2 separate regions of the Mus musculus genome follow, and region 1 is linked to region 2. A link is a contact called in ENCODE Hi-C or POLR2A ChIA-PET data. All regions are on one chromosome and are shown on one strand. The core of a region is the stretch at or near the end of the contact, and the rest is flanking DNA. Distances in the headings are between cores, read along the strand shown. Region 1 holds the start of Fbxo31 (F-box protein 31). Region 2 holds the start of 1700030M09Rik (RIKEN cDNA 1700030M09 gene).

Region 1 (3,354 bases), core at 35-2,534, 34 kb before region 2:
CTTACCCTCCCCCGTGGGCATTAACACACGGGGACAAGAGGCAGCGTGTGCTCAGCTACACTTTTACACGATGTTAATATTATCAGGTAATTTAAGTCTTTTTTGTTTTGTTTTGTTTTGTTTTTTACATGAAATCTTGCCGCATAGCTCAGGTTGTCCTGAAAAGTCCCCACCCTCCTGACTCATCTCCCTAAGGTCTAGGATTACAGGCCACCAAGTGGAGCCTTTGCTTAATGCTATTGTTAATCAATCAACGAATGCATTAGGTAATATCTGTTTGCTTGTTGGGATAATTTACTGAGCGGACTGCTAGGAGGCACAGGGTCTCACGTAGCCCAGGCTGGCCGTAAAGTCACTAAGTAGCCAAGAGTGACCTTGTAATTCTGATCCTCCTGCCTTGATCCCCTAGCCCCAAGTTGGGATGAGAGACCGCCACGCAAACGGTTAATTTTAATAATAAAAAATAGGCGATATTGTTATATAGGGTCATTAAGGGCAGAGCTGCGGAGGATACCCCAGACTACTCTTTTCCTGAGAGGGAAGTTTCTAGACGCCTTGTGCTGCGCGGGGCAATGTGAGCTGGAGAGCAGGTTTGGGGACACCAGGAACTCCCACCTCACTGAGCACCAGACCTTTCCTTTTGCAACCAAGGTAATCTTGGCAAGTTAGTTTAGATGTAGTGTTGCTAGGCGACGGTAGCTTTGGTTTATGGTTTCCCTTGCCAGATTTTGTTCATGGCGAGGCCACCACCTGTGCAAAGGCCCTGGCAGCGAGCTTGCTGCTAAGGAGCCTCGTTAGCGCAGTAGGTAGCGCGTCAGTCTCATAATCTGAAGGTCGTGAGTTCGATCCTCACACGGGGCATCCTGCATTGTTTTCTTGCTTAAGGTAAAACCCCTTCGTTCTACCCTGTAAACGGGGTCAGAGGTGGGACTTGTGGGAGGGGTGTGGTCATGCTAGGAGCGGGGCTTTCCGGAGCTGAACCCGGCGACCCTCTTTTAGTGAGCAGCTGGGCGTCCTAAGTTTCTAGCCAAACGTTTTGGGGGCGGAGCCTGGAAATAGGGTGTGGCTCCATACAAGGGCGTGGACCTAACACGTAGGGCGGGGCCTACTGCTCAAGGGGCGGGGCGAAGCGTCTGGGTGGGGCTTGGAAGGGTGGGAGCGTCTAGGGGCGGGGCGAGTCTTCATGGGGGCGTGTGAGGGGTTGGGGTCGGAGGGCGTGGTCACGCTTGGGGTGGAGCTTGAGGAGCCTGCAAGCGGGACTACGGCTGCCTGGCCGCCTGCGCAGAGCGCTGTGCGTGCGCGTCCGCGTGCGCGCCTCCGCGGTGGTGACGGGCATGGCGGTGTGTGCTCGGCTCTGCGGCGTGGGCCCCGCGCGTGGGTGCCGCCGCCGCCAGCAGCGCCGCGGCCCGGCCGAGACTGCGGCGGCGGACAGTGAGGCGGACACGGACCCCGAGGAGGAGCGCATCGAGGCGGGGCCGGCGCGTTGCTCTCTGCTGGAGCTCCCGCCTGAGCTGCTCGTGGAGATCTTCGCGTCGCTGCCCGGCACCGACCTGCCCAGCCTGGCTCAGGTCTGCAGCAGGTTCCGCCGAATCTTGCACACGGACACCATCTGGAGACGGCGCTGCCGCGAGGGTGAGCGGGTGCATCCCCTAGTACGGACACTTGGCCGAGGCAGGAGCATGGTGTGGAGTTCCAAACCAGGCCTGCTGCAGAGTGAGAAAACCAGACAGCTAGCAGGCCAGGGCTGCAGAGTGAGATCCTGTTTTTAAAAATGTCAGACCCCGTCCCCCTAAACCAAACCTACAGCCCACCCTCCCGGTGCAGGAATAATGAGGACGCAAAGCGGCCACAGTCCCATTTGAAGGCCTTACGTCCGTGTACATACATCACGGTACTCAGCCTGAATGGCTTGTTGGTGTGTGTGTGTGTGTGTGTGTGTGTGTCCTGGAGGCTTGCTGTTCCGTGAAGGGAACATCAGGGATTCCACTGCCTGCATGTCACACAGGCTAGTGCTCTGACTGTGTGTGGGCTTCAGCCTTTTCTGTCTTCTGGCCACAGCACGCCGGAGACTGCTTTGTGCATTTTGTAGAAATGCAGGGGATTTACATCTATCTTGTGAAAACCTCTGGGGTGGTTCATCTTCGTGAGCCTGCACTTCTCCAAGTGGGATTGTGGGATGGCAGGCTGTGTGAGGAAGCGGTTTCCCCAGGTCCTCCCTGCTGCAGGGTTCTTGTGTAATTTCACGGTTGACATCAGGGTTCTGGCTTGTCTCCCCTTACCTTCGCACTGTGGGAAGTTGGGGTAATCTTACCCCACGTCTGAGTGGGATTGTGACTTGGGTAGGGGCTTTTATAATAAGTATGCAAAGCCTTCAGTCCTGAACATGACTGGTATGTCTGTTGGCCCAATGTAACGTCCTGTTTGTCTTTTGTCTTGTTTTCTTGTATAAGATCCTCAGTAGTAACCTTTAGTCGCACAGGATGGGTGATGTTTGTTTTCAGCTTCTGTCTGAGCACTGTTCTTTCTTTTTTACAAATTACTCTGTTACTCTGTTTATTGTTATTGTGTGTGTGTGTGAGAGAGAGAGAGAGAGAGAGAGAGAGAGAGAGAGGGGCATGCATGTCTTTGGAGGTTAGAGGACATCTGTTTCTTCTCTGGCAGTGGTCCTCAACCTTCCTATTGCCACAACCCTTTAATACACCTCATGCTGTGGTGACCCCCAGCCATACAGTTATTTTGTCGCTACTTCATAACTGTAATTTTGCTGCTGTTAAGAACTGTAATGTAAACGTCTGTGTTTGCCAGTGGTCTTAGGTGAACCGCTAATGGGTCCTCAGGTTCTCACCGCACAGGTTGAGGACCTCTCCTCTCTGGGTTCAGGGCATGGAGCTCAGGTTGTTGGTCTGTGCAGCAAGGCTTTCTTTGACTGGTGTTCACCTGATGGTTAGCGTGTGCACCTTTGACACCCGGGCACACTCCAGAGTGCTCTCCATTGGTCTGCTGGGCCTGTGCTGATTTTGGGGGAACTCTAGGGGGCCTGGGTAGGTCATTGCTAAGACCAGGATCACAGACTTCTGTGAAACTAGAGATTTCAGAGGGGTGCTCTGGCCATGCTAGCTCAACTGGAGCTTGGGACATACTCCCAAGAGAGTTATGAGCAGAAATGTATGGAGTCCCATTGCCAGTGTGGAAAGTGGTGGGGGCAGCCTGGGAGAGCCTCTTCTAGCCCCCCTCTTCCCCTGCTTCAGCTCTCGATAGAGAGCAAGTCGTCTCACCTACACCAGAATTCCAACTTTGAGAAAGTAAAGGCCTGGGAACCAAAAGGCCGCAAAGTATTGGTGTTGCAGGTGTAAG
Region 2 (3,636 bases), core at 344-2,843:
TCGTTTCCCTGCTGAGTCTATGTAACTGCCCGTGTCGGGGTTCCCCCGTCCCGCAGCACCTGTCAGTCACACTCCTGCACGGCTCACTGGCTGACTAGTATTCTGGGGGTGGGTGTACCTCAAGCTTCTCCTGCTATGAGATCTTGGGTTATTTGCAGTTGGGCATCCTGTGAATAGCTCTACACACCCTGGCATATCGTTTGTGTGGGTAGGGTCTTCAGAGTACAGCGAGGCACTGTGGGGGGGGGGGGGAGTCACAGCCTCCAGAACCTGCCCAGGGCTGGAGAGATGACTCACTGGTTATGAGCACTACCTGCTCTTGCAGAGGACTTGGGTTTTGTATCCAGAATCCATATGACAGCTCACAGCCATCTTATAACTCCAGTTCCAGGGGCTTCTGTGCCTTCTTCTGGCACTGTGGGTGCCGTGTGGATGTGCCACACTAACATATATTCAGGCAAACACACATACACAGAAATACTTCAACAACAACAAAAACCAACCCTGCTTCGATCTGACAGTGGCTGCACCATCTTGCTTTCCCTCCCGCACAGGAAGGAGCATGTCCTCGAAGCTCCTCACTGTCCCCGCCATCCCTCCTTACAGGCCACAGTGGTGCCCACCTCTTAATGGCCAGGGTGGCCTCTTTCTGTATGCACACTGGGATGGTGGCCATGTACGACGGGATGTTTGTTCAAGGTCTCTGCACTGTCCCTGTAGAAGATGCCAGTGGAGAAGTGTGGGAAGGAGAAAGGACACAAGGAGCCACCTGAGTAGGGAACACCTGGGCTGGAGACTGGGGAGGAGTCCACATGGGCTAGTGGCTGGCTGGAGCTAGGCATAGCCCTGCCGTTCTGCGGAGAATGGCTGGTGACAGGCAGAACATTTCGGGCTGAGGGGACAGGAGGCTTCATAGAGGGAGCACATGGCACCGTGGAGCAGCAAGGAGCACCGTCGGGGAAGGAGGCTGAGCTGTAGAGTTGGATGGAGTCTCTCGTGTGTGGCTCTTCAGCGTTATCTACTGCCCCAGGAGCCGTGATAAGGATTGTGGCTCCCTGAGCGTCACAGAAGCCCCCGAAGGGGCTGAGGATATACCTGGATTGCCTTGCTAAGAATGGCCTCCAGGTTGCTAAGATAGCTGCAGTGAGGCCTGCAGATATAGTTTCCTGGCTGTCTAGGTGTGGATGAGGAGCTAGAGAGGGTCAGATGTGGGGCAGAGCTGAGAGAACAGCTGGGGGTTGGGTCTGACTCCACTTGCCTGTGCCCCAGTGAGGCCATGATGCAGCCGATTGCTGCCTGGGGTGGGGGGGCACCAGTCTGTGGCTGATCTCTGGAGCTTGCTGCGTGGAGCTGCTGGATCACTCTGGACACCAGGTCTGGACAGCTGCTCCGGGCTCAACGAAGCATTCTCTGGAGTCCTGTGCTAGGTGGGCCTTTTGAAGACAACCACTCAGAAAGTTTCCACTGAGCCTTCCGCACCCGGAGCCCGGGAGACCTCGTTTCTGTCCACGCCTGCAGCTTCTGGGCCTATGCTGCCCTTCTGGAGCCAGGAGGGGGACAAGGGCTGCCTGAGAGGAATGGCTTGTCCCCGTCATCACTGTGGAGCCTCTGTTCCCAGCATTCCATAGTTCCATTGGAAGGCTGGCTTCCACGGAGTACCATGGTTGTGGGGGACACAGACGGTGCACAGGCAAGTAGGTGGCTGCCTCTCCCACACACTTCAAGGGAGCCCTAGGACCATGGGGAGCAGGCTGACAGGCGTCTGGGGAGTAGCAAGTTATTAGAACCCGTGTGGGCCTCTTCCCTTTCCCGCTCTGATGATAGTGAGGATGATGGTGGTGATGCTGTGTCCCACAGCACACTGGAGGGCAGAGTGAAGAAAGACCAGTCACAACCACTGAAAGAACTGGGACGTGTCACCACTGGAGACAGGGAACAAAGGGATGGCCATGATACCAGCGACCCCAGGAGGAAAAGGTAATGGCCAAGCTGGCTGAGCTGACAGAGTGTCAACCCCCGGGAAGCTCACAATACCACAGTAGGGCAAGACGCTAAGAGCCCTGTAGCAAGGGCACGAGACAAGACATGTAACTGACTCTAGTCGGAGGTGCTGGGGTGACCTTGTCTTAGAACCCTCCAACGTCCAGCCTGACAGACCTGGGAAGTGTCCGCAGGAGGAGGGAATATATGTAGTCTGGTCTATCCTGGAACCAGGCTGGCCTCCAACTCTAAGAGATCCACCTGCTTCTGCCTCTCTGAGTATTGGGACTAAAGGCATATACTGCCCCTGCCTGCCTGATTTTTATTTTATATAATTTTAAAAAGATTTATGTATATGAGTATACTGTCGATGTCTTCAGACCCACCAGAAGAGGGCGTCAGATCGCATGACAGATGGCTGTGAGCCACCAAGTGGTTGCTGGGAATTGAACTCAGGACGTCTGGAAGAGCAGGCAGTGCTCTTAACCCCTGAGCCATCTCTCCAGACCCTTATTTTTTCATCTTGTTTTATTTTATTTTATTTTTGCATTTTGAGTCAGGGTTCCTCAGTAGTCTAGGCTGGCCTGGAAGTCTTGACATCCGTCATGCTCTCAAATGGTCTTCAGGCTCCAGGCTCAGCCTCCTGAATAGCTGGGATCCTCTTTCCTGCAGCTTCGACACCTCAGCTGTGGGCTTGCTGTGCTTTCTAGAATGGCTATGGCAGCCATTCTTCTTTCTCTGTATCCACGGGTGTTTCTTTTTGCTGAGTTGTTTCTTGTTGTTTACTAGCAGGGGCCCGGCACCCCGCTGCACCAGCCGCTACCACAGTGCCTGCCCCAGCCCACCAGGTCTCTGGGCTGTTGCCAGCTGTGGACTGTCGGTCTGTGGCGCGAAGCCGAGGGACTGTGGGGGAGGGGAAGGACCCCTTTGGTGGGTGTTGACTGTCCGCGGGGTGCTGGGAAGAACTTGAGATCCTCTAGGGGCAGACCCCCAAGACAGGAATCCAAAGTCGTCACAGGGACTCAGGAAACAGATGAGAAGGTCGGCCAAGGGGCGGACCCCAGAGTCATGGGGTGGTTTTAGGGATGTGCTCTGGAGTGGTTGCCATGGCAGCACGGAGGCAGGGGCAGGTATCCACACCCCCCATCCTCTGCTAAGGGCAGCCCCTGGAGGGAGCCAAAGTCTGTTCCCTTCACCAGTCCAGGTGGCAGCTTTGTTCCCTCGGTATTTAACTTTGGCAGTTCTATGTAAATTGTGGATTTTAACCCCTGCCTGAAGTATGACTGGATTTTCTCCCGTAACAGCTGTGGGCTGTTTCGGAACAGGCAGTTGAGATGTAAGGGAGTACTCGCCTTCCACTATGTGGGTCCCGGGATCGAACTCAGGTTGTCAGGCTTGGCAGCAGGAGCACTCTCCTGCTAAGCCATCTCACGGGTCCCAAACGCTAAGTCTGGTCTGACCAAAGCCCTGGATGGCAACATTTCTTTTAAGTTACAATTCATGCACGTCTGACCGGCGCGCACATGCGAAGCCCAGGTTCTCCAAGCTGTCACCGTATTTGATAACAAACGGCTTTGAGTAGAGGTGTGTCTCTGATGGTATCTGGGATGCACAGAGTGAATGTATCTGACAGGCTGTGAAGTTCTGGTCCACCAA

The links. A loop is a pair of places that touch in the nucleus more often than their neighbours do. ChIA-PET counts read pairs that join two places held with the same protein, here RNA polymerase II (POLR2A).
Region 1: a map of heart shows a loop between it and region 2 (4-fold over the local background). The contact joins the promoter of Fbxo31 here to the promoter of 1700030M09Rik in region 2. A Hi-C loop is called at or near these places in 8 of 37 maps with a recorded cell type or tissue (gastrocnemius, heart and left cerebral cortex). POLR2A ChIA-PET finds 5 or more read pairs at or near these places in 3 of 5 experiments (Patski and embryonic stem cell).

What each region holds. Positions count from the first base shown.
Region 1 is chr8:121,576,736-121,580,089 of GRCm38, reverse strand. It overlaps Fbxo31 (F-box protein 31), which reads left to right and starts at 1,284. Exons shown (of 9, transcript NM_133765.4): 1 at 1,284-1,632. The coding sequence starts at 1,335. It overlaps n-TMcat17 (a tRNA gene), which reads left to right and starts at 789; the gene lies at 789-861.
Region 2 is chr8:121,542,345-121,545,980 of GRCm38, reverse strand. 1700030M09Rik (RIKEN cDNA 1700030M09 gene) reads right to left here and starts at 1,593. Exons shown (of 3, transcript NR_045903.1): 1 at 1,259-1,593; 2 at 624-714. It overlaps 1700018B08Rik (RIKEN cDNA 1700018B08 gene), which reads left to right and starts at 1,653. Exons shown (of 9, transcript NM_001382232.1): 1 at 1,653-1,690; 2 at 1,825-1,977. The coding sequence starts at 1,944.